Linked DNA regions of Homo sapiens: all the other regions are linked to region 1. The links are chromatin loops, found by intact Hi-C in ENCODE. Cell type or tissue: mammary epithelial cell. All regions are shown on one strand. Region 1 overlaps NT5DC4 (5'-nucleotidase domain containing 4). Region 2 holds the start of LOC124907869 (a long non-coding RNA gene). Region 3 has its middle 18 kb from the start of SLC20A1-DT. Region 4 has its middle 3.8 kb from the start of ANAPC1. Region 5 has its middle 4.2 kb from the start of ZC3H8. Region 6 holds the start of LOC102724955 (a long non-coding RNA gene). Region 7 has its middle 16 kb from the start of FBLN7.

What was found. Peaks named below come from ENCODE experiments on the same cell type or tissue, not always from the same donor. Only the 100,000 strongest peaks of a DNase experiment are listed, where the experiment ranks them.
Region 2: a loop joins it to region 1, with 9 times the contacts of the local background. A loop is called at or near these places in 87 of 110 quality-filtered maps.
Region 3: it touches region 1 in a loop (15-fold over the local background); 89 of 110 quality-filtered maps call a loop at or near these places.
Region 4: a loop joins it to region 1, with 19 times the contacts of the local background. A loop is called at or near these places in 2 of 110 quality-filtered maps.
Region 5: a loop joins it to region 1, with 5 times the contacts of the local background. A loop is called at or near these places in 2 of 110 quality-filtered maps.
Region 6: it touches region 1 in a loop (4-fold over the local background); 6 of 110 quality-filtered maps call a loop at or near these places.
Region 7: a loop joins it to region 1, with 10 times the contacts of the local background. A loop is called at or near these places in 2 of 110 quality-filtered maps.

The regions. Positions count from the first base shown.
Region 1 is chr2:112,725,085-112,729,084 of GRCh38, forward strand. NT5DC4 (5'-nucleotidase domain containing 4) reads left to right here. Exons shown (of 17, transcript NM_001393655.1): 12 at 90-156; 13 at 298-468; 14 at 1,154-1,205; 15 at 1,594-1,654. Among named protein-coding and RNA genes, the nearest start is that of NT5DC4, 6.1 kb to the left of the region's middle. RefSeq lists enhancers at 1,011-1,730, 1,731-2,449. In mammary epithelial cell, CTCF peaks have their summits at 1,131 (motif pointing left) and 1,819 (motif pointing left); DNase peaks (open chromatin) are centred at 887 and 1,797; H3K27ac peaks cover 1,575 bases.
Region 2 is chr2:112,597,992-112,601,991 of GRCh38, forward strand. It overlaps LOC124907869 (a long non-coding RNA gene), which reads left to right and starts at 1,868. Exons shown (of 2, transcript XR_007087193.1): 1 at 1,868-2,322. In mammary epithelial cell, a CTCF peak has its summit at 2,212 (motif pointing right); a DNase peak (open chromatin) is centred at 2,260; H3K27ac peaks cover 1,388 bases.
Region 3 is chr2:112,624,338-112,628,337 of GRCh38, forward strand. No RefSeq gene overlaps it. Among named protein-coding and RNA genes, the nearest start is that of SLC20A1-DT, 18 kb to the right of the region's middle. RefSeq lists an enhancer at 143-282. In mammary epithelial cell, a CTCF peak has its summit at 2,369 (motif pointing right); DNase peaks (open chromatin) are centred at 234 and 3,214; H3K4me3 peaks cover 229 bases; H3K27ac peaks cover 4,000 bases.
Region 4 is chr2:111,886,005-111,890,004 of GRCh38, forward strand. It overlaps the pseudogene EEF1E1P1. Among named protein-coding and RNA genes, the nearest start is that of ANAPC1, 3.8 kb to the left of the region's middle. In mammary epithelial cell, a CTCF peak has its summit at 1,909 (motif pointing right); no DNase peak of the experiment used is centred here.
Region 5 is chr2:112,257,203-112,261,202 of GRCh38, forward strand. No RefSeq gene overlaps it. Among named protein-coding and RNA genes, the nearest start is that of ZC3H8, 4.2 kb to the left of the region's middle. In mammary epithelial cell, a CTCF peak has its summit at 2,412 (motif pointing right); DNase peaks (open chromatin) are centred at 559 and 2,409.
Region 6 is chr2:112,670,874-112,674,873 of GRCh38, forward strand. LOC102724955 (a long non-coding RNA gene) reads left to right here and starts at 3,426. Exons shown (of 4, transcript XR_001739643.2): 1 at 3,426-3,619. In mammary epithelial cell, no CTCF peak of the experiment used is centred here; no DNase peak of the experiment used is centred here.
Region 7 is chr2:112,120,151-112,124,150 of GRCh38, forward strand. No RefSeq gene overlaps it. Among named protein-coding and RNA genes, the nearest start is that of FBLN7, 16 kb to the right of the region's middle. In mammary epithelial cell, a CTCF peak has its summit at 1,706 (motif pointing right); no DNase peak of the experiment used is centred here.

The sequences.
Region 1 (4,000 bases):
TCTGCCACTCCCAGCTCCCTGCGACCCTCCCTAGCTAGAGACCAAAGATGTGGTTCTCCTGGCTCCAGGGCACCCCTCTGCCCCTCCAGGACTCAGGAAAGCTCCACGTGGGCACCTACACAGGGCCCCACCAGCACTGTGCTGTCTACTCTGGAGGTACCAGCTCCCACCATGCCCCATCACTCCTTGGGCACCCTCCTTCCCTCGACTAGGAGCCCAGGCCCCTCACCTGCCCCGAGTCACCTACCCCAAGGCAGGAAGGGCAAACGAGTGTCTGTCCTCCCCTTGGTGGGGCAGGCTCTTCGGACATGGTGTGCGAGCTGCTTGGGGTTCGGGGGATGGACATCCTGTACATTGGGGACCACATTTTTGGGGACATTCTCAAGTCCAAGAAGCGTCAGGGCTGGCGGACTTGCCTGGTGGTTCCTGAGCTGTCCTGGGAGCTGGACATCTGGGCCCAGGAGAAGGGTGAGCTGTTGGGGTCTGGAACAGTCAGAGGGGCACTGGCCTCCCATGCAGAGGCCCCAGCACTGCCTTCTCCTTTTTCCCGTGGGGGGTTAGTAGTTGTGACCAGGAATCCTGGCCACTCTGTTGTTTCTGAGGGAGGAAACAGACAAAGACATACAGACCCAGAGAGGCTAAGCGGCCTGCCCGAAGTCACACAGCCAGTAGGGGGAAAGCTGAGAGTCAAATCCACTTCTCCTGACCCAAGAATCCCGTGGTGTTTCTGCAGGCGGTGCCTTCCTCCTGCACCTGACCCCACCCTCCCCACCCACCCCAAGGATGTTCAGTGAGTGGAAGGTACACACCTTCCACCCAGGTATGACTTGAAGTCATCCTCCAGGGCAGGGAGTTGTGTGAGCCCACACAATTTGGGCTTTGTCCTGAGAGCTGAGGCTTTAGGTTTGAGTCATTGCCGTGTGACCTCAGGAAGGTCACCTGACTCCCTCACCTGTCCCATGGGGCCTACGGGGCCTATGCTGTCCCTGCCTCAGTCTGGGCAGAGTCTCACGTGATGTAAGGGGCCAGGGGTGTTATGCACACAGCTCAGGGTGTGCAAGTCCTCCGCTGGGCCAGGGCAGACACAGGCAGGCAGGGCCAGTGGGTGACACAGGCCGTCACTCACCCCCACTGACCCCTGGTGGCTTTTCAGAGCGGTTGGAGGAGCTGAAGAGACTGGACACGCACCTGGCAGACATATACCAGTGAGACCCTGGCCTTTCTGGGGGTGGGATGGGGCAGGGAGAGGTATGGAGGGGCAGTGGCTCACATCCCTGCCTGGCGGCGAGGTCCCGGCCAAGGTTGTCAGAACATCAAGATCTGTTTCAGGCTGGGCTTCCCTAGCAAACTGAATGTGGGGACCCCTCTCACCCCCTTGGGACTGCTCACACTCTGTGACCTCTAGGCCCTTCCTCTGAACCTATCCAGCACTCAGGGACCTGCCCTCGCACGCATGCACACACCCAGCCCGGCACCCCCACTGGATGCCCGCACGGTGTCCCCCCACCCGACCCCTGCTGGGGTCTAAGGAGACTGTCCTGGCACTCGGAGGCTCTGTGCCTCCCCTGGGTCACCTAGCTATTTTTGTACCAGGCACATGGATGGGAGCAGTTGTGAGCTGCAAGTCATCAACTTCACCAAGAGAGAGATCCAGGTGGGAGCTGGGTGGCGAGGGAAGGGACAGGCCCAGCAGGGGCGGAGCCGGGTTCACTTCCCCACTGCTTGCCTGTCGGCTTTGTCCTCGGTGCCAAAGGCCCAGTTACCCCATTCTCCTCAGCCTCGCCTGGGCTCCACCTGCCTTGTCAGCCAGCGCCCTCTGCTGGCCGACATTCCAAAGGGCAGCGGTACCCTCTTGAAGGGCTGAGTTGAGCCTGATTTGCAGGCTTTGCCTCCAGTCCCACAGTCTTTGCCAATCACCCTGCCCGGGAAGTGCCTGCGTGCTAGCTGGGCCCTTATTGACTGACTAGCCAGTTCTGATAGGAAATGTGATTTAGGGCCAGTGAGCCCAGGGTCCTTGGAAAAGAGAAGAAAAGACAGTGTTCCCTTGTGGCATTACTGACCGGCCACCAAAAAGCTGGAGGTGCCCATGGGTCAGCCAGGTGGAGGGAGTCAGGTCACTTGGTCATCCCAAGCCCAGCTGGGGCCGATCACAAAGGGTCTTTGCAGAGCCTTTTACAAAGCACAGCCGTTTGATCTTCCCCACAGCCTTAAGAGGTGGATGGAGCAGGGATTGTCACCTTTATTTTACAGATGAGGAAACTGAGGCTCAGAGAGAGGTCATCCTGGGAGTAAATGTTGGAACCATTCTCTAGGCTCTAAAAGCAGACAGGAAACAGGGCCTGGTGGCGGGGTGGGGCCTGCCAGGATAGTAGGAGCGAGGCTGGGGGTGTCGCCTTGCCAAGTCCTCTGTTGGACTCAGATGGTAAATGAAGCTGTGGGTTTAGTCCTGGGTGGTCCATCTTCAGGGCCAGGCAGGTAACTGTGATGGAAAGCTGCAGCGGGGCCTGTGGCAAAGTGAGGAGCTGCCCCACCTCCAAAAGCCAAGTGTGCAGCCTGTGGGTCTACAACATGCTGCTCCTTCCTACAGAGAGTCACAGGTTTCAATGTCCCCCGGTGAGAGGCCCAGAGAGGCCAGGGTTGCCCAGAAAGGGAGTAGGCCAGGTCAGGCCTAAGCGGGCTGGGATTTCAATTCAGTGTGTTGCCCCTCTGGCCAGAGGGTCACCCAGGAGCTGGACCTGTGCTACAGCACCATGGGCAGCTTGTTCCGCTGCGGTTTCCGCCAGACACTCTTCTCCAGCCAGCTGATGCGCTATGCCGACCTCTACACTGCCGCCTGCCTCGACCTCCTGTACTTCCGAGTGAGCTCAGCTCTCTCGGGCGGCCCCGGAGTTGGTGGGTCCCTGCGGAATCTCCACGGCTGTTTGTGAACATTTATCCTAGAAGGACCCACTGGTCCCCAGCCTTGCTAGGAGCTTGCAAGGTCACCAGCCCTAATCTCCCACCTTCAGACTCAGTGGGATCACAGTCTTGCAGATAACTGTCTGTGTCTTAACAGACGCATGGGAAGAGTTAGGTTTATACAGATAAGATGCCTCGGCAGGGATGTTCTTCCTCATGCCCAACCTTAACTCCTGCTTTAGATTGAGACCACACTATCTCGTCATTTCCTTGGTAGAAAGGATATCAGTTGCAAGGAGGAAGGCACAGTCCTCCTACCCTCAGTAAACATACAGTGGCTTCCGAAGGGGTGGAGGAGGCAGCAGATGATACAGTAAACACTCTGGCTGGTTTTCCTCTGGGAGACCGGAGGATGCTTCTGGGTTAAAAACAGGGTGGTAGAGGTGGCTACGATGGCACTGGGCAAGGGTTAGTAGGAGTCATGGGACTGGCCAGCTCAGGGCTTCCCTGGAACCTGCACGTGTCAGTCCTCCCAAGTTGGCATCATCATTTCCATTTGATAAGACGTAGAGCTTGCAGTTTAGGATCTGAACTTGAAGCTAGACCTCTGAGGCTCCCTGTCGCCTGCCTTCCCTGCTGCCCTTGGCTGCCTTCCAGACGTTTGAGAGGGGAAAACCATTTATTGAGTGTCTGCTGTGTTTCCTGCACTGGGCTGGGTGCTTTTCATCGATTATGCTTAATGCTCAATATAACTCAGCAAAGTAGGTTTTATCTTCCTCATTTTATCATTGATGAGGAAGCACAGAGAATCTAAGTGACTTGCCATCACACAGCTAGTGGACCACACAGCTGGGATGTGAGCCTGTCAAGCTCCAGGGGTCACACTGTGTCTCCTGCACTGTGCTGCCACACACATGGGGGAACTGGCTTTCACCGGGCGGCCTCATCTCATCTCTGGACTCTTAGATGGGCTGGCCCAGACCGCTCCTGTGGGCAAAGCTGGGGGTCCAGGCATAGCCCTCTGTGCTGGTAGATATTATTGTTAAAGTAGAGACCAGACAGGTGAAGAACACACCAACCCCCCATCCCCAAAAGTGACAAG
Region 2 (4,000 bases), 130 kb before region 1:
AGCCTGACCGACATGGAGAAATCCTGTCTCTACTAACAGTACAAAAATTAGTCGGATGTGGTGGTGCATGCCTGTAATCCCAGCTACTCAGGAGGCTGAGGCACAAGAATTGCTGGAACTCAGGAGGTGGAGCTGAGATCATACCACTGCACTCCAGCCTGGGTGACACAGCAAGACTCTCTCTCAAGAAAAAAAAAAAGAAAGAAAAAGAAAAAGAAAATGTAGGCCAGGCGCAGTGGCTCACACCTATAATCCCAGCACTTTGGGAGGCCGAGGCCGGCGTATCACCTGAGGTCAGAAGTTCGAGACCAGCCTGACCAACATGGAGAAACCCCGTCTCTACTAAAAATACAAAAATTAGCCAGGCATGGTGGCACATGCCTGTAGTCCCAGCTACTCGGGAGGCTGAAGCAGGAGAATTGTTTGAACCCGGGAGGCAGAGGTGAGCCAAGATTGCGCCATTGCACTCCAGCCTGGGCAACAAGAGCAGAATTCTGTCTCAAAAGAAAAAAAAAGAAAAGAAAAATTAAAAAGAAAAGAAAATGTAGAAATAGGGCCAAGCGTGGTGGCTCACACCTATAATCCCAGCACTTTAGGGGGCCAAAGTGGGAGGATAGCTTGAGGCCAGGCGTTTGGGACCAGCCTGGGCAACATAGTGAGACCCCATCTCTTAAAAAAAAAATTAAAATAAGTAGAAAGTGTAAAAATAGGTACCTCATAAGCTATTGTTCATGGTACACACATTTTGGAGGAAAATTGCTGATACATTCCAAACTCTGCATGCTTGTTTGTGCCCGAGTTCATTTGGGATTGGGAGGGGAACTGAAATCACAAGAGAAATATTCAAGGGGTTCTCACACTCTCTTTGTATTGTTTGAAATCTTGTGACAATTAATTTATGTATTACTTCAACAGTTTGTAGGAAGCTTAATTTTTTTTTTTTTTTAGATGGAGTTTCGCTGTTGTTGCCCAGGCTGGAGTGCAGTGACACAATCTCAGCTCACTGCAACCTCTGCCTCCTGGGCTCAAGCGATTCTCCTGCCTCAGCCTCCCAAGTAGCTGGGATTACAGGCGCCCACCACCACACCCGGCTAATTTTTGTATTTTTAGTAGAGATGGGGTTTTGCCATGTTGGCCAGGCTGGTCTCAAACTCCTGATCTCAGGTGATCTGCTTGCCTCGGCCTCCCAATGTGCTGGGATTGCAGGCATGTGCCACCACGCCTGGCCAAGTTTTTATTTTTATTTTTGCTGTATTATTTATTCCTAATTACTTTGAATCATGCTAGTTCATGTGGTCTTTAAAAGTTTTTACTCTTTTTGATTAATTTTTATGTGTTAGTCTTGGATTGATTGACATTTTAATGTTAATTCTTTTGTTGCCATCATTTAGATATTTGTACCTTTCTTTTGAAGTTATACCTATCCTTCACTTAATGACTAATTTATTCCTAAAAACTTTGCTGCTAAGTGACAAACCTGCATATGAAAAAAATATTTCTATTAATTTTAATGAGAAAATACATCATTTATCTCAATCCAAGACACGTGAATAATTTTAATAGAAAAAAAATCAACCAAATAAAGAAAACATATTTATGTCAGTAGTAAACAACAATTTTTTTTTTTTTTTTGAGACGGAGTCTCCCTCTGTCTCCCAGACTGGAGTGCAGTAGCATGATCTTGGCCCACTGCAACCTCCGCCTCCCGGGTTCAAGCAACTCTCCTGCCTCAGCCTCCTGAGTAGCTGGGGCTACAGGCACGCGCCACTACGCCCGGCTAATTTTTGTATTTTTATTAGAGACAGGGTTTCACCATGTTGGCCAGGCTGGTCTCAATCTCCTGACCTCGTGATCCACCTGCCTCGGCCTCCCAAAATGCTGGGATTACAGGCGTGAGCCACAGCGCCCAGCCCAACAAGTTTAATGTAAATAAATATTATGTGCATAGAACTTCGTGTAATGTAGATATGTTGCCTTCCCCAAAAGAGGAACTCAGGACTTGACCATCGGGGAAGGGGCATTTTTCATCTTGCACCATTGTCCTCACCAATTTTTCAGTCTTTTGGGAGCTCATGATTACAGTGCCCTCAAACTTTACAGAAAATAAACTTATGGCACCCCAAATACGTTTGAAACAAAATTAAGGCTAAGCAAGGGCGTTTCCTAGCATGGAAGCATGCATGGAATTAAGATGCTGGCTCTGCCGCCGACCAGGAGGTGGCGCTGTCCCACACAGACCAGAGGCAGCTGCTTCCACGTGAGGCCTCCGGCTGGGAACTGCGCATGGAGATTTTGGGGTGTGTCTTTGCTGGAAACCCTAAGGTCAAGTATTACTTCTTACAGTGTACTTATTTAGTGTGTTTTTGGGGAGTCATTATACTGTAAAAAGGGAGTCATTACAAAAAGTGGCATAACTTTAGTTATTAACTGAATGGTGCTATGTGCAGATAAGTCCATAGCCCTGTATTTTAAAGATAATAGTTTATTCTTTCTACTTCTTAGGTTGGACATTGATTACACACATGTTTATTATAATATTTTTAAGAACACAAAATAAATGAAAGCAGGGTATGTATAGAATGGTGATGAGAGTGTATTATGAAACAGATTTTGATCTATCTAAGTCTGAGCTCTCTTGAGGTACAAAAATTAGAAGGAATTAGTAAAATTAAAACCTGATGTGAATAAAACAGGAAATAAAAACAAGGCAAAAGATGATTGAAAGGATTAATCTCAAATTGCTTCTTTCAGGATAAACTATATGCACCCTTCAGGAGACTGAATAGATAAAGAAAGTAAAAGGTTAAAAACAGATGCATTTAGAAATCAGAAAGGAATGTAATCAGAAATTGTCTGGAGGCTACTGCATGCCACTCTAGTAAAAATATTTCCTGCTGAACTTCTAAGGATCATATTTGACACAAGATGTAGAAAACACAAGTGTCCTAGTTACTGTGGAAAAGTTTGGAAAGGTGATTAAAAAAACGTTGTTTTTATTTTTTGAGACAGAGTCTCACTGTATCGCCCAGGCTGGAACGCAATGGCGTGATCTCGGCTCACTGCAACCTCCGCCTCTCAGGTACAAGCGATTCTCCTGCCTCAGCCTCCCAAGTAGCTGCAACACCACGCCCCGCTAATTTTTGTATATTTATTAGAGACAGGGTTTCACCATGCTGGTCACGCTGGTCTCGAACTCCTGACCTCGTGATCTGCCCACCTCTGTCTCCCAAAGTGCTGGGATTACAGGCATGAGCTACCATGCCCAGCCAAAAAAAAAAAATCGTTATATATATATATAAAATCTCCTTTCTCAGATTTTCCTCCTGTGGACATTTTGCTTTATTTGCTTCATTGCTTTTCTTTCTCTCTGTTCTTTTATTTTTGGAGACAGCATCTTGCTATTGTTCAGGGTGGCAACAGCAGTGGTGTGATCATGCAGCCTCGACCTCCTGGGCTCAAGTGATCGTCCTGCCTCAGCCTCCCACATAGCTGGGACCACAGGTATACACCACTATGCCCAGCTAATTTTTTTTTTTTTTTTTTTTGGTAGGGGTCTTGCTATGTTTCCCAGGCTGTTCTCAAATTCCTGGGCTCAAGGAATCCTCCCACCTCAGCCTCCCAAAGTACTGGGATTACCGGTGTAAGTCACTGTGCCCGGCCTCTCTCTGTTCTTAACATTTTTTTTCCCTGAACAATTTGAGAATGTGTTGCAGACATCATGGCCCTTTACCCCAGATGTAGTGTAGAGTGCACTAGTGAGGGAGCTTCTGGTATCAATGGGAAACTCACTGGTGGAGTCTCCATAGGCTAGGAGTGACAGTGAGATACGATGCCATTGAACTGGGCTCCCTAGGGTTAATGGGAGTGACAGGATTCTGAAATAGCAGAGGCAGGTGGAGGCACTTAACCATCAGAGACAAAGTGAGTACAAATTACTGGAATGGGCAGCAAGCCTGGACTGGTAGTCAGGGTGCCGTGATACGCAGATACCTGTGGCAAT
Region 3 (4,000 bases), 100 kb before region 1:
ACCCCAACCTAGAGTTTCTGATCCAGTAGTATTGGGGTGGGGCCTGAGAATTTGCATTTCTGACAAGTCCCCAGATGATGTTGATCCTTATTCTCCTGGCCCATAGACCACTTAATTAAAGCCAGCAAAGTAGTCATCAACGTTGACCCAGGATATAAGCTGAAGATGATGAACAGCCTTGAGGCAGTAAGGGAGGCCTGCCCTCCAACATCAGGAAGCCAAGTGAAGGCGTGACTCACCAGGGCAGGGTGGGGTTCCTGCGTGTGAGAAACCAGAATTGAGAGCTGCACCAGCTGTGTGGCCCCAGGTTTCTCAGGGTGAGGAGAGGCAGCCCAGGGGAAAGGCACTCGGGACCACACCCCAACTCACCTACCCTGTGTAAGTTTTTTCCATTGCATGTATCAACATCTAACATGTCATATATTTGATTTACCTCATTTATTCTCTGACTCCTTGCCTCCTGTTAGAATATAGGTTCTCTAGAACAAGGATTTTTATATGTTTTATAGAAGAACAGTAACTGAATCATAGCAGGTGTTCAAATACTGACTGAATGCATGCCTATATACATATAACTATGTTCATGATACTGTTTCTAGAAGGATCCACAAGAAAATGGCAGCAGACTGTCTCTGGGCAAGGGAAATGGAGGAATGGGTGGGGCAACTAAAACTTTTTACTGACTCTATAGCTCTTTGAATTTTTCCTTTTTTTTTTTTTTTTTTTGAGATGGAGTCTTGCTGTGTCACCCAGGCTGGAGTGCACTGGCGCAATCTTGGCTCACTGCAACCTCTGCCTCCGGGGTTCAAGCAATTCTCCTGTCTCAGCCTCCCGAGTAGCTGAGATTACAGGCATGCATCACCATGCCCGGCTCATTTTTGTATTTTTAGTAGGGACAGGGCGGGAGTGGGGGAGGGTTTCACCATGTTGGCCATGTTGGCCAGGCTGGTCTTGAACTCTTGACCTTGTGATCCACCCGACTCAGCCTCCCAAAGTGCTGGGATTACAGGTGTGAGCCACAGCGCCCAGCCGAATTTTTCCTATGTATCTCATCTAGCTAATCAAAAACAGATCTCTATTGTTGATTAGGAAATATAAATTGGAAGAGAAATAGGTATAATAGGAAAAACCTGAGGGAGCCCCATTCCCCCTCCCCAAATCTGGTGAGATCATTGTGTAGAGCTAAGTGAGAACGCCTGAAATATGCTTGAAGAAACGTTCATCTTTGATGGGGCATTCAGCTCAGTCTCATGCAGCCCTACCCCAGCCCCAAACTGGGCCTGGTCCTATCCCAGGACAACCCTAGGGGGGCCCCAGAGTTCCCTCCTAGAAACCAGAAGTTCCCAGCCCTTCCTGCTGCCCACCCCACCCCATGGACACGTGCCCATGTGTCAAGTAACAACAGTTAATAGTGAAGTGGGCTAGAAACACCCTGTGGCTGCCTCAGGAAGGAGAGAATATCTCTAAGTCCAGTGAGCTCAAGGTGGAACAAGAATCCAGGTGTTCAAAGGGAAGGCAGAAGGAAATGATGAGAGAAAAGGGGGATTTGTGCTCATCTCAGCAGGAACCTGGGTTGGGGCTGAGGAACTAGGAGAAGCCATGCCCCGGGGAGCCTGGAGGAAGATGCCCAGGCCAGAGCACCAGCTTGGAATTGGGAGAGCCAGGCAGGACCCCGAGTAGACATTAGGGGTTAGCGTCTGTTAGAGGAAGTTGAGGAAGAAAAACAATAAAGTTGCCCTTCCAAACAAGACAGAAGCAGTTTCTACCGTAGGTAACCGCTGGCCTAGTTATTTATTCAATATATATTCACTGAGCACATCGTCGTGCTAGGCCCTATGTCAGAAAAGGGATTTTGGGGCCAGGCACGGTGGCTCATGCCTATAATCCCAGCACTTTGGGAGGCTGATATTGGCAGATCGCCTGAGGTCAGGAGTTCAAAACCAGCCTGGCCAACGTAGTAAAACCCTGTCTCTAGGAAAAACACAAAAATTAGCTGGGCATGGTGGCTGGTGCCTGTAGTCCCAGCTACTCCGGAGGCTGAGGCAGGAGAATCACTTGAACCCAGGAGGCGGAAGTTGCAGTGAGCTGAAATTGCACCACTGCACTCCAGCCTGGGTGACAGAGCGAGATTCTGTCTCAAAACAAAAAAGAAAAAAGAAAGGGATTTTAATTAAATGCAGACTTACAGGACCTGAGACTACCTTCCTAGAGACTGAGTCTTCTTTGGAAGGCGGCAGGGATGCAGCAGCCCACAATCAAGCCATTCCCACCTCACGAATGTGGAGAATCTGAGAGGGGGTGCCTCCTTCCCCTGTGGGATTTTCTGTGGTCTCAGACCCCACAGCAGCTTCTATGCTCACCCAGCAGAGGGCAGCCTGAGCTCAGGCGCCATCTTCCCAGCACCTGCTTAGGAGACGGGACAGATGGGCACCTAGCCCCCTCACTGCCCACTGCAGGGTGGGCATGGTGCCCACTTGCTGGTGGCAGCAGCACCAGAGAAACAGGATGCACCAGGAGGCTGTAAAAAAAGGCTGTTTTTGAGTTCTCCCTAAGCCGTGATGGTGCTGCCTGGCAGATGCTCGGCCCTGGCATGCTGCCACACTCACCCTCTGTAGCATCCTGAGACTAAGGATCATCTCCTTCTCATTCCAGAGCAGCCTGCTCACCCTGCTTCTACTCCCTGTTTCTCCGAGGCATAGAATCCTCGGGAGGGACCCCAGAGCTGGAAGGGACTTGGTTGCTGCTAGTGCTGGAGTTGCCATTTCAAATAACTTCAAAGGGCAGGCAGGGAGCCTGAATTTGTGAAGCTGACTTAGGGTAAGATGGCAGGAAATGGTAGTGGCTATGCCGAACTGGAGAAAAGAGCCTTGTGCAAAGGCACCTAAATTGAATTGTTTTTCTAACTGTGAGTAAGATAAAATGCAGCCACAGGCTGAGTTGGGACATGAGTTGGCTGCCAGTTTCCTCCCTGTCCAGTTCACCCCTTAACCTTCGAGATGGGCAAACAAAGGTCCAGAGAGGGCCCAAGATAGGGCCTGATTCCCTTCTCACCAGAATCCAGTTCTGTAGTGCTGTTTATTCCTTGGGGGCACAGGGCAAATATTAAGCACAAAGAGTTGGGGGTGGTGTGGACGTCTAGCTCTGCCTGCCCCACGGCTGCTGATCAGTCTTGGATTGCTTCATTTCCTTCCTTGGCCACAGATCTCCTGTTTGGAGAAAGCAGCCTCCTCCAGAATACAGGGCACTCCTTTTCCTCAGAGTGAGTCACAGCCTCCGAGCAGACTTGTGGACAGCTTACTCCGAGACAGAATTCTCCACTCCCACTGCTTTTTCCAATGAATACCTCCAGCGGTGGGCCTCCACTGCCTTGGGCCACCGCCCTAGGGCTGCGAACTTTAATTTACTCAGGTTTTTCCCTCCTTAAAAAGAGGTCCTACAGAGAAACACCCAGGGGTCTTTTGGCCTTGATTCTTCAGATCTCATTTAAAAAAAATAGATAGATAGATAGATAGATAGATAGATAGATAGATAGATAGATAGATAGATAGATGGATGGATGGATAGATAGATAGATTAGAAGCATAAAGTGCTGTTTTCTCATAAGGTGTGAAGGTTGCAGGAGTGTGGCTGGTACTTGTCGTGGCTCTGCAAGCACCAAGAGTGGTTCTTCAGAAATCCAGGCTTGTACCTGAATTGCCTCCATCTCCAGGAGAATCAGCAGGCCATGCTGAGCTTGATGGGGATGCTTCACTAGGGCAGGAAACCTGAACCTCAGTCTCCTGGGTAGCAGGAACTGGGTTGTGGCCCCATTACCAATCATAGAGACACCTTTGGGACCTGGGGTAAGTATTTATGATATAGCTAGTCATGTGAAGAATGAGGGGAGGATTAGGACACAACTAAGGCCACTGTCACAGAGCTCCTGCCCGCCTAGCACCTCCCAACCTCCCAACCAACATGTGCAAAAGATGGCCAGAGTCCTGAAAAACTGGTCTCGAAA
Region 4 (4,000 bases), 840 kb before region 1:
TCATAGGTGGGAATTGAACAATGAGAACACATGGACCCAGGAAGGGGAACATCACACTCTGGGGACTGTTGTGGGGTGGGGGGAGGGGGGAGGGATAGCTTTAGGAGATATACCTAATGCTAAATGATGAGTTAATGGGTGCAGCACACCAGCATGGCACATGTATACATATGTAACTAACCTGCACATTGTGCACATGTACCCTAAAACTTAAAGTATAATAATAAAGTTTAGATTTACAGAAAAACTGCAGATAGTCCAAAAATTTCCCACATACCCTATACCCAGTTTCTACATCCAGTTTCCCTATTATTAGTATTTTACATTAGTATAGTACATTTGTTAAAATTAATGAAATATCAACACATTATTAGTAATTAAAATTCATACTTTATTCAGTTTTTTTTAAGAGAGTCTTGCTGTGTTGCCTAGGCTAGAGTGCATTGGCACAAACACAGCTCACTGCAGCCTTGAACTCCTGTGCTCAAGCAGTCCTCCTGCTTCAACCCCCCAAGCAGATGGGACTCCAGGTGCAAGCCACTGCATTAGTTTGTAGAATATCCCTTAACTGAAATTTGTCTGATGTTTCTTCATGATTAGCCTGGGGATATGGATTTCAGGAAGGAAGATCATAAAGTGTCATTTTCATCACATCATATCAAAGGTACTTATCAACAGTATCACTTATCGCTGCTGATGTCAACCTTGATCACCTAACTGAGATAGTGTTTGTCAGATTTCTCTACTATGATGTTACATTTCCCCACTTTCCATATTGTACTCTTTGGAAGGAAGACAATATGTGCAGCCCTCAGTTACAGAGTGAGGCCAGTTGATTTTGTTGTTGTTTTACAAACTTGCAAAAGCAAATGAAGGAGGGAAGCATCTTTTCAACAGTTAGTGTTGCAATATTTGTATATTCAGATGGAAAAAATGAATCTTGATTCATACTACACACCATATACAAAAATTAAAGTGCATCAAAGACCCAGATATGAGAGTAAAGCTGCCGGGCGCGGTGGCTCACGCCTGTAATCCCAGCACTTTGGGAGACCAAGGCAGGCGGATCACCTGAGGTCAGGAGTTCAAGACCAGCCTGGCCAACATGGTGAAACCCCATCTCTACTAAAAATACAAAAAATAAATAAATAAATAAAATAGCCAGGCGTGGTGGCAGGCGCCTGTAATCCCAGCTACTCAGGAGGCTGAGACAGGAGAATCACTTGAACCTGGGAAGCGGCGGTTGCAATGAGTCGAGATCACGCCATTGCACTCCAGCCTGGGGTACAAGAGCGAGACTTCGTCTCAAAAAAAAAAAAAAAGAGTAAAGCTATACACTTAGAAGAAAACATAGCTGTAAATCTTCATAACCTTGGATTAGGCAATGATGTCTTAAATATGGTACCTAAAGCACAAGGAACCTAGGAAAAAATTTGATAAGTTGGAGAAAAGTTTTAAATTTTGTGCTTCAAAGGTATTGTCAAGAAAGTGAAAAGACAACTCACAGAATGGGGGAAAAGATTTGCAAATAATCTGATAAGAGTCTGTTATCCAGAATATGTGAAGAAGTCTTACAACTCAACATAAAAAGACAACCCAGTCTAAAAATGGGCAGAGGATTTGAACGACATTTTGCCAAAAATATATTATACAAGTGGCCAAAAAGGACGATAAAAGATGACCAACATCATTAGTCATTAGGGAAATGTAAGCCAAAACCACTTCACACCCAGTAGGATAGCTGTAATCAAAAAGACAGACAATAACAAGTGTTTATGAAGATTTGGAGTTATTTGACCCCTTGTACATAATTGATAGGAATGTAAAATGGTGCAGCCGCTTGGTAAAACAGTTTGACAGGTTCTCAAAAAGTTAAACGTTGGTCTCTTCCAGGAGCTACCGCCAGAAGATGGCAGCAGCCGCCAAGTTGTCACTACTAGAGAAGTCCCTGGGACTGAGTAAGGGGAATAATAAATAAAGTGCTCAGGATGAGTGACAGATTCTGGTTCTTCAAACAAACAATGGTCCAAGTCTAACAGGATTGACTACTATAGCAGCTCATCTAGTCAAGCAAGCTAACAAAGGATATTTGCTAGGGAGTACTGCAGAAGAAAAAGCAATAGTTCAGCAATGGTTACAATACAGAGTCACTCCAGTAAAAATGATAGCCACACACTGGTTTTTTTTTTTAGTTTTTTTTTTTTTTGAGATGGAGTCTCACTCTGTCACCCAGGCTGGAGTGCAGTGGCGCTATCTCTGCTCACTGCAAGCTCTGCCTCCTGGGTTCATGCCATTCTCCTGCCTCAGCCTCCCGAATAGCTGGGACTACAGGCGCCCGCCAACAACGCCCGGCTAATTTTTTTGTATTTTTTTTATTAGAGACAGGGTTTCACCATGTTAGCCAGGATGGTCTCGATCTCCTGACCTTGTGATACGCCCACCTCAGCCTCCCAAAGTGCTGGGATTACAGGCGTGAGCCACCATGCCCAGCCCACACCCTGTTGAAGGATCTTATTTCATATCTTGAAGATAAAGTCTACCTTACAGGATATAACTACCTTTGCAGATATCCTATTGTACTATGGACTTCATCGCTTTATAGTTGACCTGACAGTTCAAGAAAAGAAGAAATATCTTAATGCGTCTCGCTGGTTTTGTCACATTCAGCATTATCCAGATATCAGGCAACATCTGTCTAGTGTTGTCTTCATCAAGAACAGACTATACACTAATTCCCACTAGAAGCTATCCGTGCCGTACAGAAGATGTATTAAAAATGTTTTAACTGGAAAATGTATTCTGACCACAGGACTAATATAAATTAATATACAGTCATTCATTATTTGTTGAAATCTATAGAATTTTTAAAGTGTCAACTTGTGTCTGAATGTTTTATTTGTTCTTTAGTTGAAGCTTTTTTTGTTTGTTTTTTTTTTTTGAGATGGAGTCTCACTCTGTCTCCCAGGCTGGAGTGCAGTGGCGCGATCTCAGCTCACTGCAAGCACTGCTTCCCGGGTTCACGCATTCTCCTGCCTCAGCCTCCCAAGTAGCTGGGACTACAGGTACCCACCACCACGCCTGGCTAATTTTTTGTATTTTTAGTAGAGACGGGGTTTCACCATGTTAGCCAGGATGGTCTTGATCTCCTGACCTCGTGATCTGCCCATCTCAGCCTCCCAAAGTGCTGAGATTACAGGCGTGAGCCACCACGCCCAGCCTTTAGTTGAAGTTTTGCAATGTTTTATGTAAAAATTTAACTGCTATTAAAAAAACAAGTTGAGATCAAGTTACAAAATTAACCTTGTTTTTAACAAATGACATTTATTTCAATAAAAGTTGCAAATCAGTGGTTTAATCTAAAATAAAAATAGGTGTCCTTTCAATGGTTGACATATTTGGCTATTTATTAACCTCTTTCATATTCTCAAATTTCTTTTCCCCTTTTGGGTATTTATGGAAGTTTGTTAAGAACTGTGATTAAAAGAAAAAAAAAAAAAAAGGCTGGGCACAGTGGCTCACGCCTGTAATCCCAGCACTTTGGGAGGCCAAGGTGGGTGGATCACCTGAGGTCAGGAGTTTGAGACCAGCCTGGCCAACATGGTGAAATCCCCATCTCTACTAAAAATACAAAAAAAAAAATTAGCCAGGCACAGTGGCAGGCGCCTGTAATCCCAGCTACTCAGGAGGCTGAGGCAGGAGAATTGCTTGAACCCAGGAGGCAGAGGTTGCAGTGAGCTGAGATGACGCCATTGCACTCTAGCCTGGGGGACAAGAGCGAGACTTCGTCTCAAAACAACAAAAAAAAAATTCTGTGTGTCTACACTAGATACCCCTAGATGGCACATATAGGTTTGTGACCTATCTGTCTCCAAAGTTGAGAAACAGACAGAAAGAGTTACAAACAAGATATTATAAAAGATTAATTACTATACCTTGCTTTTATGAGGAAGGGAAAAGGCTTTTTATTTTTAATTTTTACACACAAAAACAACCACAAGCT
Region 5 (4,000 bases), 470 kb before region 1:
AAATAAAAAATATAATACTGAAATTTTTAAAAATCAGTGGATGGGGCTGGGCGTGGTGGCTCACACCTGTAATCCCAGCACTTTGGGAGGCCAAGGCCGGTGGATCACAAGGTCAAGAGATAGAGACCATCCTGCCAAAATGGTGAAACCCTGTCTCTAATAAAAATACAAAAATTAGCTGGGCGGGTTGGCGCACGCCTGTAGTCCCAGCTACTCAGGAGTCTGAGGCAGGAGAATCGCTTGAACCCGGGAGGCGGAGGTTGCAGTGAGCTGAAATTGCGCCACTGCACTCCAGCCTGGGAGACAGAGTGAGACTCCATCTCAAAAAAAAAAAAAAAAAATCAGTGGATGGTGTGGTCATATTAAAATGTGTTCAAAAATTCCTTAACACTTCTCCCTGCAAAAGTTGGAGATTTAGTCCCCTCTTCTTTAATGTGGATAGGATTTACTTATTTATTTCTAACAAATACAATGTGGCAAAAGTGATGATGCATGATTTCTGAGGTCATAAGAAGACATTGTAGTTTCTGCCTTATTCTCTTGAATCATCTGCATGAAGGGAAGTCAGTCACCATGTCATGAATCACTCAGGCAGCCTGTGGAGAGCCAGCCATGTGGGTGAGGTACCTTGGAAACAGATCTCCCAGCACTAAGCAAGCCAGAAGACATCTCGACAGCAATCCCGTGAGAAACTGTGGGACAGAACCACCCAGCTAAGCAGCTCGCAGATTCGTGACCCACAGAGGATATAAGAAGATCAATGTTGGGCCAGGTGTGGTGGCTCACGCCTGTAATCCCAGCACTTTGGGAGTCTGAGGCAGGTGGATCACCTCAAGTCAGGAGGTTGAGACCAGCCTGGCCAACATGGTGAAACCCCGTCTCTACTAAAAATACAAAATTAGCTGGGTGTGGTGGCGCATGCCTGTAGTCCCAGTTACTTGGGAGGCTGAGGCACGAGAATCGCTTGAACCCAGGAGGCGGAGTTTGCAGTAAGCCGAGATCGCGCCATTGCACTCCAGCCTGGGCAAGAAGAGCAAAACTTCATCTCAAAAAATAATAATAATAATAAAGAAGATCAATGTTTGTTTTTTTAACCACAAAGTTTTAGGCCAATTTGCTGTCCTCTATAGCAATAGAAAAGTGAAATTCCCTATTATTATAAAGCAGATGGCCTAAACATAAAATTATCATATGACCCAGCAATTCCACTCCTAGGTATATACCCAAAGGAATTGAAAACAGGGACTGAAACATATATTTGTACATTCATGTTAATTGCAGCATTATTCACAATAGCCAAAAGGTAGAAACAAACCGAGTGTCCATCCACTGATTAATGGATAAAATGTGATATACACATAGGATATTATTTATCCATAAAAAGGAATGATGCTCTGATACATGCTGTCAGAACTGAATTTTGTATACTAGCTGAACTTTGAAAACTGTATGCTAAGTTAAATAAGCCAGGCACAAAAGGACAAATATTGTATGATTCCACTTACGTGAAATATCTACAATAGGGAATTGTATAGAGACAGACAGTAGATTAGAGGTTACCAGGGACTGAGAGAGGGTGAAACGGAATTGTTGCTTAAAAGTGACAGAATTTCTGCTTGAGGTGATGGGAAAGTTTGGAAATACATAATGGTGATGGTTGCACAACAATGTGAATGTAACTAATGCCAATGAATTATATGCTTAAAAATGGCTGGTCAGACACAGTTGCTCACTCCTGTAATCCCAGCACTTTGGGAGGCCAAGGCAGGTGGATCATCTGAGGTCAGGAGTTTGAGACCAGCCTGACCAACATGGTGAAACCCCGTCTCTACTAACAATCCAAAAATTAGCCAGGCGTGGTGGCGGGCACCTGTAATCCCAGCTACTCGGGAGGCTGAGGCAGGAGAATCGCTGAAACCCGAGAGGCAGAGGTTGTAGTGAGCCGAGATGGTGCCATTGCGCTCCAGCCTGGGCAACAGAGTGAGACTCCGTCTCAAAAAAAAAAAAAAGTTGAAATGGCAAATTTTATATTTCTTTTACCAAAATAAAATAAAGCAGTTGGCATGTTAAAATGGTGAAATGGCCTGTGATAACTCAGCTCCAGTATGAGCTAGATATAATACCTTATGAGTATGTGCTATAAATCAACAATCACCAATACATGGTGCTGTTTCTCCCATAGCCAGTATACACAGGGTCTGGGAATCAAGGCTTCCAAGTGGGAGTAGGTCCTCTCTGTATTATTCCTAGTGATGCCCTAGAATAATGTTTGCTGCCTATCTCCACAACTTTGGGCTCTGCTGGTTTAGAGCAGACTTTTTCAACCGTAACATTATTGTCATTTCGGCCTGGATAATTGGGGACGGTCTTGCGCATTGTAGGAAGCTTGGCAGCATCCCTGGCCTCTGCCGCTAGGTGTCAGTAGCAGCTGTTCCCCAGTTGTGGCAACCCAAAATGTCTCCAGACATTGCCAAATGTCCTCTGCGGGGAGCAAAATCGTCCTCACTTGAGAACCACCGGTGTAGCGTTAATCCCAAAAGTAGGAATGTTTGCATCAAGGGGCGTGACAATGAGTCCATTAAACTTGAGGTTGAGACTGCCGTTTGGCCACCTTAGGATCCTCATGCCAGTGAATTAACAGGTAAAGAAGGGGCTTACTGTATTGGCAGGGGTGATTAATCCTAACTATCAAGTTATCCTGACTACATAATGATGTTAAGGAAGAGTATGTCTAGGATGCAGCTGATTTCCTGGGCGGGAGACTAAGTAATCCTATGCTCTATGATTAAAGTTAATAGAAAACACCACCACCACAGGCAGCACTGAAAGTGCCCCAAACCCTTCAGGCATGAAGGTTTGGGTTATCCACCTGTTATCAGGAGGGCACTTGAGTGTAAGTTGTGGTGGTCCTTGGTGTTTTCAACAAAGAATTAGACAAAACGCACAAAGTAACAAAGGAATGAAACACAGGGACGAAGCAGCAAAAGCAGGAATGTATTAAAGCGAGAAAGCACTCCACAGGGTGGGAATGGGCCAGAGCAAGCAGCTCAAGGGCCCAGTTGCAAAGTTTTCTGGGTTTTAAGTACTCCTTTTGAGGTGCTTATAGATGAAGGATTTGGTCTCTGGCTAATTAAAGGCTGAGGTGAATTGGTGCCCTATGTAGATGAAGCGATGGTCCCTGCCAGGCCCTCGGCCAATCCAGGGCACTTTCCTTTTCCATCTGAGATGTGGTAGATGGGGGAGAGTTGTAGGGAGAGTAGCCTTTGATCCTTTGCTACTCTGGTGTGAGGAGATGGGAAGGGGGGGTTCCTTTTGGTTCAGCTTTAGGATATTTACAGTAATTGGCCTTAGGATCCCTTCCCCCAGACCCAGGTGTTTTCCTTTTGATCCAGCTTTGGGAAGTCAGCGTGAATTGGCCTCAGATTCCCTGCCCCCAGACCTTGGTGTTTTTCCTTGATTCAGCACGAATTGGCCTTAAGTTCCCTGCTTCCAGACCCTATTCTCCTGCCTCACGCCCAGCAAGGAGTCAAGACCAGCTTGGGAGAGCAAAGAGAACACGGCAAAGAGTAGGAGCAGAAGGTAGTTGTACAAATATCAGCTGCAACTGATACAGGAGCTTAAAAGAAATTGTTTAGGCTGTTAGTGAGGGCAAGCGAGTCCTCAGTAAGGTTTCCCTTTTAATAAAAAAGCAGCTCCAAAATCATTTCTAACAAAGAGCAGCCTGAAAAATCAAGCAGCAGACGTAGAAAAGCAAGCTAGAACCTTGCAGAGGTAAATGCTGGCAGCTGTGCCAATAGAAAAGGGCTACCTAGGAGCCAGGCATATCCAACATGGAGGCTCCATCTTCCCTTTTCTTTGTCACCACATGTACAGTCAGGGAACAGGCAACATGGCACCAGCCAGGTAGCAAACCTATCTGCATAATAAAAGATTAGGGTGGGGTTGCTAGCTTCTTCAAGCACCATGTAAATGGCGCACCTGGTCCAACCAATCCTTTGCA
Region 6 (4,000 bases), 54 kb before region 1:
CATGTAATATAAAGCTGCTTAAAGACCAAAGGTACAAAGTTAGACTTATTCATTAAAGCTGAGTTGTAGTGTCCTCTGTAAAATCTAATGGTATGGGGATGCCTAGTCTATGAAAACCCTTTCTCCATTGTAATGTTTGTGCGGGGTATATAGAGCAAATATCTTAGTAACCAATGGGTTTTCTCTTGGCTCACACCAAAATCTTAATTTAGTGCTCCAAATTTTGATGAGGTTACTGAACTGATACCCCATGGTGTGAAAGTTGTTTCTCTTTTTAACACTGTTCTCTGCCTTATCTTTACCTCTGCTTGAGAGAGATCTAAATTCTTCAAGCTTCCATTGTTTTGCCTCACATACAATGAAGTACTGTATTTGAAGAGCCAGGGAAGGCCAGCTAGCTGGAGATTGTGGAGGTGCTCAGCCCAAACTTCCTTTTGTGACAGGTGGAGACTTTTGAGACATTATTAATGGTTTTTTTTTTTTTTTTTTTTTTTTTTTTTGAGACAGAGTCTCATTCTGTCACCCAGGCTGGAGTGCAGTGGCATGATCTGGGCTCACTGCAACCTCCACCTCCCAGGTTCAAGCGATCCTCCTGCCTCAGTCTCCCGAGTAGCTGGGACTACAGGCACGTGCCACCATGCCCAGCTAATTTTTGCATTTTTAGTAGAAACGGGGTTTCACCATGTTGGCCAGGTTGGTCTCAAACTCTTGACCTCACGATTCGCCTGCCTTGGCCTCCCAAAGTGCTGGGATTACAGGCGTGAGCCACTGTGCCCAGCTATTAATAGATTTTTAAAACAACTATAAAATAAAACATTAGAGCTGCTCATCGGCAGTTGTACTTACCTTTCTAATGATAAGGGTTTTGTGTAAACCCCTTTTGTTGCTGGATTTCTTAGTTTCTTCCTAACACACTGTGGTGCACTGGAGAATGATACTGCATTTATTAAAAGGAGCAAGATGCTTATTTTCTGGGAACTGCTGAAATGGTAGCAAGATCTCCCCTCCCAGGATATTATTGCCGAAGACCTAGATAGCAGGTCTCTACTTCCCATTCATTCTATTTCTAGAAGCAAGCAAATGTTCTCTAATTGCAGGCTTGGGATGAATGTCTCAGCAGTGTTTCCTGCTGTGCTAATTGGAAAAATACAATTTTCAACTAACTGTGTCCTGCTTTGCAAAATAATAGTTGGCATCCCAGTTGCCAGTTTGGTTCCTAATGTGAACTAGTACTTTTTAGTTTAGCACTGAAGATAATAGAACTTTGGAAATCCCGGGGAGAGCTGTGCTGTATACAAGGCCCATTGGAGATCTCATGTCAGCCCATAAGAATAAGTGCCTATTGATCTCTTTTTCTAGAAGCCTTTATTGAATTAAATTTTAATTTGAAAATTTTGGGGGGCCGTGTTCTGGGAATAATAATCGATATTGTCCATTAGTTGAACAGTCCTGTGATGGACCTTATGTGTACCTTATTGATTTGGAACGGAGGTTAATTTTCTTTTAGCTAAGATCTTGGCTTCTGGCAAGCTCTTCGTCAGCCTAAATGTGGTTGGCCTTGCCAGCTTTTTGGAAAAACTGTCAGCTTGGGAATAGAGATTTGGTCAGAGTAACTTCTGTTTAGAATCTTTTTTTTTATACTGGTTGTCTTGTTTCATGTAGAATTACTTTCTCACATAGAGAAAGGGTTTAAATTTTTTTTTTTTTAATTGAGATGGGGGCCTCACTCTGTCACCTAGGCTGGAATGCAGTGGTGCCATCTTGGCTCACTGCAGCCTCTGCCTCCCAGGCTCAAGTGGTCCTCCCACCTCAGCCTCCCAAGTAGCTGGGTCCACAAGTGCACGTCAACATGCCCAGCTAATTTTTGTATTTTTGGTGGAGACGGGGTTTCTCTGTGTTGCCCAGGTTGGTCTTGAACTCCTGAGCTTAAACAATAGGCCCACATTGATCTCCCAAAGTGCTGGGATTACAGCTATGAGCCACTGCACCTGGCAAGGCTTTACATTCTAAGTTTCCACTGGTGGCAGAGATCTTAATGTCAGTTGATTAAGTTGAGTTGATTAACTCAGCCTACCTGAGTTCTGATTCCATCTCTACTACTTACAAGTTGCATGGCATGGGATGTTGTTTAATCTTTCCAACCTTCAGTCCTCTTGTCTAAGGACTGGTGATGATAACAGTGCCTTATGTCAGAGGATTTTCATGAGGATTAAATAAAATAATGCATGTAATGTGTGTAGTGCCTGACTTCATAAGCACTTCATAGTGTTTATTAACTGACCTCATTCTCCATATAAATATATGTAATTTTTCTTGACATGGTAATATTCCACTTGACATTGATTCTCTAAGGTACCTTTTCCTGCCTGTGGTGTGACAAGTAATTTTCCTTCACTGTAACTTCATTTCTTAAGTCTAAAATAAATTTAATTTTGGTGAATTTGCCTTTAAATGCCCTATATTAATTAGGATTAGATTGAGCTGCGAGTGACAGAAAACTGCAATAACAAAGAACAGAAAGTTTATTTCTCTCCTACATAAATAAAAGAAGCCCAGGCCTATTATGGTGGCTCCATGGTCATCAGGATGGAAACACAGACTCTTTCTATCTTGTTCCATCCTCAACATGTGGTTGCGACTTCGAGACCCAAGGACCCAGAGATATCAGTTGTCTCATTGTTGGTGATATTAAGGTGTTCACATCACTAATAGCAAGGAATTTGGATGCCTTAGTAAGATATATTTCCATGCCAGAGGGTGGCATATAAATCCCACTCCTGATTCCAATTTCTGCATCAGGATCCAGTCAGGAGACAGAAATCTGAGTTATTTTAACAGAGCCTTTAATGAGAGTTGTTAGCTAGGTGTAAAGTGTTAACCAGGTAACTGAAGTGGCAAGAAACAAACATTAAGGTGTTATGGAGGTAGCAATCACTGAGGCTATAAGAGCTGAGGAAGCGTCACTCCCTGGCTGGAGCTGCTGTGTTGGCTTGGAAGGGTCCTGTGGGCCTGGGCCCTGGCTGCTGAGGAGGGCAGGCAGGCAGCTGGTGACTTGAAAAGGTGCATGAAGGGGTTGGTTTGGTGAGAGCTGAAGAACCACACACAGCACCCAACTGCTATGTCAGAAAGAACTGCTGGCCGGGCGTGCTGGCTCACGCCTGTAATCCCAGCACTTTGAGAGGCTGAGGTAGGAGGATCGCTTGAGGTCAGGAGTTCGAGACCAGCCTGGTCAACATGGTGAAACTACTAAAAATACAAAATTAGCCGGGCATGGTGGCGGGTGTCTGTAATCCCAGCTACTCAGGAGGCTGAGGCAGGAGAATCGTTTGAACTCAGGAGGCTGAGGTTACAGTGAGCCGAGATTGTGCCACTGCACTCCAACCTGGGCGACAGAGCAAGTCTCCATCTCAAACAAAAAAAAAAAAAAAAAAAAAAGGAAGGAACTGCTGCTATCAGAGTGAAGAAATGTGAGGTCACCCTTTGCGGGAACAGGAGGCGAGCCGGAGGAAGTTCCTTTTCCTCTCTCCAGCCTCGCCGTCTCAGCAGAGCGAAACAGGGGAGCCCCTGGCAAGCAAATGTTGGAAGGTTCCCAGCCCAGCGTCACAGCAGAGCAGAGAGGGTAGGGTTTGGAGCTGAGATATGATTGCTTCACAGCCCACAAAGGCGGTGTCTGCCAGGTTTCTCCATTGTGGAAGTGTCTTTTCCCCTTGGAATGAATGCATTCTCTGGGGGTCGGGGGTGGCGATGCTTTGAGATTGTGTGAATGTCACATGCTGCCACAGTCTTTCTGCCAATGGCCTTAGTATCTACTAATGAATCTCACCTGAATCAGTTATTATGAAGGTGGTTGTAAAATTATTTTCTATTTCTCTCATTCCTTGTACATCCGTTAGTTGGCATTCTTTGGTAAAGAAGAGCTTTCCCTTCTCCCTGGCCCCCATCCCTGGGAAATGTGGTTTTTAAGTGGATGGGCCACATACCCAGCCAAAGTTGGAGTTCT
Region 7 (4,000 bases), 600 kb before region 1:
CCATCCTGGCCAACATGGTGAAACCCTGTCTCTACTAAAAAAAAAATACAAAAAATTAGCCGGGCGTGGTGGCGGGCGCCTGTAGTCCCAGCTACTCGGGAGGCTGAGGCAGGAGAATGGCGTGAACCCGGGAGGCAGAGCTTGCAGTGAGCTGAGATTGGGCCACTGCACTCCAGCCTGGGCGACAGAGCGAGACTCCGTCTCAAAAAAAAAAAAAAAAAAAAAGTAGAGAAAGGATTGAGTGGAAAAGCACTGGGGTGGCATACATGGTTAGTGTTGAGGCTCAGCCAGGCTGTGGTCACAACTTGATTTTAGCCTTTCAGAAACTTAAGACAAAAAGTTTATTTCTTGCTCATGTGACAATTCTTCAGTAGGTATAGAGGTGGGAAGGGCCACCCTCCTCCACATGTCCCTCAGACACCCGGGGTTTATTTCCATCTTGCGGACCCACCATACCCTAGGGCCTAATTTTTACCCCTAATTTTCTAAGAAACATATTCAACATAAATATGTAAAAATAATAGTGCCTTGGCCAGGCGCAGTGGCTCACACCTGTAATCCCAGCACTTTGGGAGGCCGAGATGGGTGGGTCACGAGGTCAGGAGATCGATACCATTCTGGCTAACACAGTGAAACCGCATCTCTACTAAAGATAGAAAAAAATTAGCTGGGCATGGTGGCAGGCACCTGTAGTCCCAGCTACTCGGGAGGCTAAGGCAGGAGAATGGCGTGAATCTGGGAGGCGGAGCTTGCAGTGAGCCGAGATTGTGCCACTGCACTCCAGCCTGGGCGACAGAGCGAGACTCTCAATAATAATAATAATAATAATAATAATAATAATAATAATAGTGCCTTAGACTATGTATCAGAAAATCTAGAAAAGTGTGTCTTGGTTCACAGCTTAATCTTAATTAATTTAAAAAATCCATCTTGCTGTAAGTAGATGGGACATGGAGAATTTTCTTCATGGACATTCTCCCACCTTTGACATGTGAGGAGTGAGAGGGACAAGATGGATAGTCCCAGAGGGAAAGGAAGGGCTGTTGTCATAAGACTGATGACCATTTTGGCAGACTTGGGAGCACTTGCAGAGTGCCAGGCTTTGGTAACCACTGTATTCTCACAGTAGCCAATGAAGTATTAGTTCCCTTGGTTCATAGATTAGAAAACTGAGAGAGAGGTTAAATAATTTGATAGTTTACCATCCTGGCAGGTGGCAAGGCTGGTATAATACTGGTGGGAATCATCCTAGAAGGGTTGTCCTCGAAGTCCTGAGGAGAGAGGAGTTTCGGTTAACAAAGTGCTGTTTGCTTGTTAGAGAAGGTTAAGTAAGACAATGTATCTAAAGTGCCTGGTGCATAGCCTTCAGGAGGCAGCTAAGGTTAATGTGAAAGGTACAGCAATGATTGAGGGGTGACTGAGACTCAATTGAAACAAATGGCATATGAAATTCAAACACATTCCAGGATTGATTCACTTGTATTAAGATGAAGTTACCCAGAGCAAGTTTTATGCCCCTTAAGTGATAGGGAATGTACAGCTACATTAACAGAGGTGACCTGATATTTACATCTGGTCAGAGGCTGACCTGATTTATATCTGATTTCAGATGTAAATAATTTTGACAGTATTTCCTTAAAATCATTTTGAAAAAACAAGAAGCTGCAATGGAAGTTTATGCACAGGAAAAAATGTGAAAGCTATCCAGCAGGTGGTGCCAAAGTAATGTCTCTTGAAGAGTTCTAATCTTTTTTTCTTTTCTCTAATTCTTCCCTTTACAGATTTTATAAATTTACTTACCAAATGCCACTAAACAAATTTGGGGATGAAGAAAAAAACTTAAAAATAATTCACACAGCACTGCCCTGGAAAAACAGTTATTTTGGTATATTTTAAAACTTTAAAGCTGGAAAGAGCCTCTAAGATCATCTTACAAATGAGGAAATGGAGGACCAGGAAAGTGTCACTGGCTACAGTTCCCTCAGACCAGGGTTGAAGACTGCCTCCTAGTTTGTTTTTCTCACCTCTGGTCCTTATTGTCAGGGGGAAAGAGATGCCACAGAAGGGTTGGACTGGGCATCAAAACTTGAAATACATTTTATATACTTTGGTGACCACTTGCTACGTCATTTCATATGACTTCATTGTCTTTTCAGCTTCCAAATTCTTGTTTCTACATGGTCATAATTCCAGTTCTCTGTTTCTTCATTTGATAAGTGGAGATTTTCTTGGGGTTCAGTGGAGTCTGCTGGAAAGGCTTGTCTTTATTTGACCTGAGTCACAGCTTTCCCAGTGCTAAATGCCTCTTTCCAGGGGATACTTATTAAAAATATTCACAGGCATGTTTTTTAATGTCACAGCTGCCTAAAGCAAAAAATAACATTCAAAGCAAACAACAGACTGACCAAAAACCTTAAAAGGAAAGTCTAAAGAATGAGATGACCATAAGGCCTTTGAAAAACCTTCAACATACTTACAGGAATCTAAAAGGTCACATGCATGCATAGGGCTCTGCATGCTCAGCAAAGACCACAAACAAGAAGTGAAGGCTAAGGCAGAGTTAGTTGTAAACTGCCTGAATGAGTGCTGAAGGTGTGCCCCACCATACACACAAGCACCTCGGCAAAGACTGGGAGATTTACTGGTTCCGAGAGGTTAAGAAAGTCTCTGTCCAATAATTGTCTAACCATTACATAACTGAGTAGAGACTTCAGTGACCACATATCACAAAATATACAGACTTTACGGAATTAGTTTAGAGAACTCACTAAACAACTACTACAACAAGTAGTAACAACAGCAAACCATTGAAGGGGAAGGAACTGGTTTTCAGAGTTACCACATTATATTATTTAAAATGTCTAGTATTTACCAAAAAATTATGACATAAGCAAAGAAATGACAGTGTATCTCTCACAAGAAAAAAAAGAGCATCAAAACAAAATGTTCCTGAGAAAGACCAGATGTTTGACTTACTAGACAAAAACTGTAAGCTGTTTTGTAAGTATTCAATGAGCTAAAAAAGTATAAATGCAAAAGTATGAGAATGATGTTTGACCAAATAATGTCAATAGAGATAGCAATGATAAAAATGAACCAAATGAAAATTCTTATATTGAAAAGTACAATAACTGAGACAAAACATTTATTAGAGGGTGCTCAAGAGCAGATCTGAGCAGGTAGAAGAAAATCAGTGAATCTGAATATAGGTCAATTGAGATTATTCAGTGTGAGGAACAAAAAGAAGATAGAATGAAGAAAAATTAACAGAATCTCAGAGACCTGTGGAACAACCTCAAGCATACAGACACACACGGTGAGAGTACGAGAAGAAGAAGAGAGAGGAAGAAAAATACTTGAATAAATAGTGGTTGAAAACTTTTCAAACTTGACAAAAAACAGTCTACCTAAGCAGAAAGATTAGCAAACTCCAAATAAGATAAACTCAAAGAGATCTGTACTGAAACATCATAATCAAATGATGGAAAACCAGAACCAAAGATGGAGTTTTGAAAGAGAGAAGTGACTCATTGCCTAGTAAAAATCCTCTGTAACATTAACAACTAATTTTTCCCCCTCAGAAACTATGGTGGTAAGAAGGCAATGGGATGATATATTTAAAGTACTGAAAGAAAAACCGTCAGTCAAGAATTCTATATCCAAGCAAACTATCCATTCAACATGAATAGAAATACAGACAGTTGAGATAAAAACTGAATTTGTTGTTAGTAGTTTTGCCATGCAAGAAATACTAAAGTAGGCCAGGTGCGGTGGCTCACGTCTGTAATCCCAGTACTTTGGGAGGCTGAGGCGGGTAGATCACCTGAGGTCAGGAGTTCGAGACCAGCCTGGGCAACATGGTGAAACCCCGTCGCCACTACAAATACAAAAAGTAGCCAGGCGTGGTGGTGAGCAACTGTGATCCCAGCTACTCAGGAGGTTGAGGCAGAAGAATCGCTTGAACTGAGGAGGCAGAAGTTGCAATGAGCTGAGACAGTGC